2 separate regions of the Homo sapiens genome follow, and region 2 is linked to region 1. A link is an interaction called in ENCODE POLR2A ChIA-PET data of the cell type or tissue named here. Cell type or tissue: MCF 10A. All regions are shown on one strand. Each heading gives the region's core, and the rest is flanking DNA. Links, peaks and the distances in the headings are about the cores only. Region 1 overlaps INHBC (inhibin subunit beta C). Region 2 overlaps R3HDM2 (R3H domain containing 2).

Region 1 (2,910 bases), core at 237-2,736:
AGGGAGAAGAGGAAGGCCTGGATGAGGAGAGGGTGGCATTTGCTCTGAGACTGGGTCCTTTTTAGACCTTTGCCCGTCCTCCCCCACATCTCCTCCCTTTGGCTGGACAGTCCTGAACCATGAGGTCGATAATGTCTGCAGCCCAAGGCCGAGTTTGCGCAAAACCCATGTGTTCTTTGGTAAACGTGATGTCTGTGTTTGCTCAGTTTATGACCCCCTCCTATGAGGGTAAGAGGTCCCTGAAATAGGAACCCTAGAGGAGAAAGTCTGAAAAGGACTGCCTGGGGGACTGTAAATCTGAGCTTGAGGGCTTCCTGAGCAACCCATGGAAGTTATCCCACCTTTGACTTGAGGAGACCTTCATCTAAGGAGAATCTAAGGAGGCCTTCTGGTGTCTCCCCCACACATCCCCGACCCCCAGATCTAACCTCCTTCCCAATTACAGCTTAGTCTCCAGGGCTAGGACTGGGGTAAAGCAAAGTGAGTCATTCACCTGGGGGGGCTAAATTTTAAGGGGGTGGTGAACAATTTATTAATCAAGATAGGACTTTAATGCAATATTATTTTAAAGTCAAAATTAATGCAAAAAATCCATGATGAACAAAATAGCCTACTTTTAAATAAAAACAGGATCAGCATTATTCCCTTTCTTTTTTGGCTCTGTCTTTTGTAATAAGGGGAGAGAGTGGGTCTGTCTTCTTCTAAACATTTTCTTCTAGAGCTTCCTAGCTCCTACCTCTGGACCCCTTCAGGCTTTTCTCATTTGAGCAAGATAACCACTCCCACTTCTTCTACTTCCTTACCCACCCCCAAGCCTGTCGCTATCCCCCAGCCCCCAACCAGGTTGGTGGTAGGGCAGGCAGTGAGGCAGATGGCTGGGGTATTTATAACCCAGGAGCACTTCTTGGGAAAAGTGACTAAGATGCTAAGAGCGTATTTATAGCTGAGCTCTGACGTAAGTGTCAGTGGGGAGGTAGGGCCAGGCCAGGCACAGCAGCAAGCGGGTGGGAAGAGCTGGAAACTGGGGGCATCTGACAGTGAGGGTGGGGAGAGGTGGGGTCAGTGACTCCTGCAGCCACTTCTTGTCACTTCCCCTGACTGCCTACTGATACCAACAGGTAAGCCGTCTGAGGCACCACCATGGATAGATACCTCCACTTTGCTGACCAATGTTCCAGACCCGAGGGGGTAGAGGGCTGTCATTTCCCAGCCCAACCAACAGAATGGTTGCTGGGAGCTGGGGAGAACACTGGACAGAGCTCTTGAATGTGTTTCAGAGCTTGGGGAGAAATGCAGGGTGGACAGGAGGGTCTAATCGTCTCAGTGCGCCCCCACCCCACTCCACCCCCACCAAAGAGTGCCCTGAGGTTCTAGGAAGAGCCTGGTACATCACCAAGCTCCATTGCCACGTGTTTGTGTGATGAGGTCCAAAACCAAAGGTAGCAGTGATGTGGATCCTGAAGACAGTCTCTCTTCTCTGGCAGTGTGATGGGGAAAGAACAAAGGAACCAGCTTGTCCCTGTCTCTTGTGGGGGAGGCAGCGTCCCCAGAGTGAGAGGTCGAGGGGCACTCCTCATCACTCCATTCCCCAGAGCTGCCCCTTCCCTGTCCCTGGGAAGCTCCAGCCAGCTACAAGCCAGCTGCTGTCCAGAGGCACGGCACTGCCACATGGTGGACACTGGTGGTACTGAGGTCCAGCCTTCCAATTAGGAACCCTGTCGCCTAGATCTAATAGTCTCTCTTGACAGCCCCCATCATCTAAACAGAGGGGAGATGAGCAAAGTGGAGTAAAGACACATTTCCAAATCACACCCACTTCCCCCACAGCTTTCTCCCCATCAAGCTTCTTGGAGAAATTGGGGCATAAGGAGAAAAGCTAGCATGAGGCCCACCTTCATGAATTCAATGTGGAGGGGTCTGGGTCCCCCCCCATTTAAAGCCAGTGAGGACTGGGTGTGGTGGCTCATGTCTATAATCCTAGCGCCTTGGGACGCTGAGGTGAGAGGATCGCTTGAGCCCAGGAGCTTGAGACCACCCTGGGCAACACAGCAAGACCCTGTCTCTACAAAAGAATAAAAAATAAATTAGCCTGTGTGGTGTGGTGTGGTGTGGTTGGTGTGGTGGCACGCACCTGTAGACTTAGCTACTCTGGAAGCTGAGGTGGAAGAATCACTTAACCCAGGAGGTCAAGGCTGCAGTGAGCTGTGATCAGGCCACCACACTCCAGCCTGGATGACAGAGTAAGACCCTGTCTCAAAAACATAAAAAATAAAATAAAAAATAGGTCAGGTGCGGTGGCTCATGCCTGTAATCCCAGCACTTTGGGAGGCCGAGGCGGGCAGATCATGAGGTCGGGAGATGGAGACCATCCTGGCTAACACAGTGAAACCCCGTCTCTACTAAAAATGCAAAAAACTAGCCGGGCGTGGTGGCTGGCACCTGTAGTCCCAGCGACTCGGGAGGCTGAGGCAGAAGAATGGTGTGAACCCGGGAGGTGGAGCTTGCAGTGAGCCGAGATTGTGCCACTGCACTCCAGCCTGGGCGACAGAGCGAGACTCAGCCTCAAAAAATAAAATAAAATAAAATAAAATAAAGACAGTGAGAAAATGTGGTCAGGAGGGCTGAGACTGGGAACCAAGACTGCTGTATTTGCCTTGCTTTGTTGTCAAAAGCTCTTAGAGCTCCCATTTTCTACCCCCATTAACAGGCCTGAAGGGTGGTGCGGTGGCTCACGCCTGTAACCTCAGCACTTTAGGAGGCTGAGGCAAGTGGATTGCTTGAGCCCAGGAGTTCAAGACCAGCCTGGGCAACATAGCGAGACCCTGTCTCTGTGGGAAATTTAAAAATTAGCCAGGTGTGGTGGTGCGCACCTGTAGTCCCAACTACTAAGGAGGCTGAGGCAGAAGGATT
Region 2 (2,910 bases), core at 311-2,810, 110 kb before region 1:
TAAAAACAAGCCAATTATAAGAAAAAGTAATACAAAATAAGAATAAATAAACCCAGAAGAAATCCATGTGACAATCTCAACACATCAAAAGGCATTTTTTAGTAAAAAGGTTTTAACAAATGCCTCCTAGGATGTTCATAATCAAAAAATCTCCCCAGACATAGCAAAGGCTTATCACATTTAAAGACTAGGGGATAGTTACGTAAAGATATAGGACAGACAGGCACATTCACCAGCCAGGTGCGGATAGCTGGGTAATGACACAGTGAAGGATATTTATAGGGGAATCCCTGCTTCCTGCAATGTGCGTCAACAGCATCACCAAAGAGAACAGAAATCACCACTGTTCTCATAAGCTGCATCTGAATGAAGCATTGCTTGAAATAGTCATGGAAGAGGTAAAATCTGAATAGTGTAAAAGTTCTAGCAAACCTAATTTTTATAATATTTTAAAGATAAAAAACAGCAAATGAAAATGCCTAAAACACCTTCACAAAACTTAGCACTTCAAAATTCTCTAATTTCCCTAGTGTGTACTATACAGTTAAATCAGCCAAGATAGAAAAATATCTTTATAGCTTCTTTCTACCCAGTCTGTGGAGTTCAAGGACTTTTATATAAAAAAAGAAAATTATCCAAAACTCACCCCAGATGGATCTGTACTTACACCAACAGCGAGCTCACATTATTAATGGAGACTTCATTGTAAAGATCTGTTCTGCCGGAATTTTGCCGGAAGAAATTCCTTCTGGGAAACCTGTGCCTCTTCCCCCACCCACAGCCCTCTCCCGCCCCCTTCACCCTTGAATGAAATGATACTGATCCTTGCTGCTGGAGCTCCAGCTAACTAACTGCTCTGACAAGCAGCTCTGAAGCCGACCATGGCCCAGCTGTTCAGAGAGATATCATCCAGAGCTCTGCCAACAGTCACACTGGCACATACACTCACAGACACAGACACAGGCACACACAGACACACACACACACACACACAGAGGCTGTAAGAGCACCCCCTCCCACCTCCTCTTCTCGCTCTCATTCAAGTACTTCAGTGGCACGCCTGCCTCCACACTGCTCTGAGGATAGCTTTTAAAGACACAGCAGCAGCTCCTTTCTGCTACATATGTCGAAATACCAAAATAGTCTCTTTAGTGAATAACAAGTTGGAAATATGTATTGAATTAAAAGCTCACCTTTAAATTTACCTTACCTTTTTCTCACCTGCAAAATAACTGAGGTCAGGGATATGATCTTTGCCTAAAAGCTACTGGGCTGGACTTTAGAAATGTAAAATTAAGACCAAACCTTGTTATAGAGAATTTTCTTGCCAGCGAGCTATATTTAGTAAAATTGTTTTTCATTTTGGGGCAGAAGGCAGACAGCACAGGATACCAGTAGCTATCTATTCCTCTTCCTATTATTTGCCCCCAAAGGAAGGGAAAAATACTTTGGCTATAAAATGAGGGAATAAGGAAACCATGAAGGCATCTTACTGACAGAACTGATGAAAAAGGATGGTAATGGAGAGTGTAAGTACAGGGATGACAATAAGTAGATTAAAATAAAGAAATTGGTACAAAGGAGACCAGGAAAGAAAAGTAATTATTTGAGAAAGTATACATGGCTCTGGAACGGCAAGCTTAGATATGACCCTCGGGTCTTAATTTTTTTTTTTTTTTTTTTTTGAGACGGAGTTTCACTCTTGTTGCCCAAGCTAGAGTCCAATGGCGCGATCTTGGCTCACCACAACCTCCGCCTCCCGGTTCAAGCGGTTCTCCTGCATCAGCCTCCCGAGTAGCTAGGATTACAGACATGCGCCACCAGGCCCAGCTAATTTTGTATTTTTAGTAGAGACAGGGTTTCTCCAGGCTGGTCAGGCTGGTCTCGAACTCCCGACCTCAGGTGATCTGCCTGCCTTGGCCTCCCAAAATGCTGGGATTACAGACGTGAGCCACCGAGCCTAGCCTCGGATCTTAATTTTTAAGAGCCCAAGGAAGGATAGTAATAATCTCTATTGCTCAGGAAGTAATGAACATTACAGGCAGTGCATGATCTGCAACAGCAAAAAATAATGTATAGCTATGGTCAAGGCATCCTGATGAAAACAATAAAACCTGTCACAAAAACACATCTATTTATTCATTCAGACAAATACTTGTCTGGTTGGGTTATTACTATGGACAGGAACTAAGATAAGCTCTAGGAATAAGAGATAGACTCATGAAGGGTCTTACAAAAGGTTAAAAAAAAAAAAAAAAAAAAAACAGGTTCTGGCTTTTACTCTGAGTGAGATGAGAAGCCTTAGGGGGTTGGAAGGCTGATCCCGCAGGGCCAAATCGACCACTGAAAGCAATCTAACTTTTACACTTCATGAGATGACAGGCCATTTGTGGTTTTTAAGCAGATGAATGACATGTTTTTGACCTTTATTTATTTCTTTGTTGCCCTGAAATTTTTACTTGAGAAATTTCTAACATAAAAAGAATTTGCAAAACCAGCACAACAATCACCTAGATACATATACAAACTTACGTATACACATATGTGCATGCATATATGTGCATATAAATTTTTTTCAGGTCTATTTGACATGCTTTCATGATGACTCTTCACACCTAAAACAATTCAGTACGTATCTCCTAACGTTAAGGTCATTCTGAACTATAAGAATAGCCATCAGCCAAATCTCAGATGAGTGGGTAGGTGATATACATGCAAGGCAGATCTAAATAGCAATGCAAAGCCTTCAAAAACTGAACAGACTTTGGAATCATCACTCACGAAAAGCTGCACGGAACTTGAAGTTGAACACAACCAGGTTGAATGTCTGCTAAAATTAAAGTCAATATTCACCACAGGATTTAAAGAAGACCCTGACATTCATGACATAATATTCAAATTTTCCAGGAT

The links. Peaks named below come from ENCODE experiments on the same cell type or tissue, not always from the same donor. Only the 100,000 strongest peaks of a DNase experiment are listed, where the experiment ranks them.
Region 2: POLR2A ChIA-PET joins it to region 1 with 6 read pairs; 9 of 35 experiments call an interaction of 5 or more read pairs at or near these places.

Annotation. Positions count from the first base shown.
Region 1 is chr12:57,451,422-57,454,331 of GRCh38, forward strand. INHBC (inhibin subunit beta C) reads left to right here. Exons shown (of 2, transcript NM_005538.4): 2 at 1-641. Among named protein-coding and RNA genes, the nearest start is that of INHBE, 2.4 kb to the right of the region's middle. In MCF 10A, for the core only: a CTCF peak has its summit at 1,678; DNase peaks (open chromatin) are centred at 930 and 1,650.
Region 2 is chr12:57,341,523-57,344,432 of GRCh38, forward strand. All of the region lies in intron 2 of R3HDM2 (R3H domain containing 2), which reads right to left. Among named protein-coding and RNA genes, the nearest start is that of R3HDM2, 88 kb to the right of the region's middle. In MCF 10A, for the core only: no CTCF peak of the experiment used is centred there; no DNase peak of the experiment used is centred there.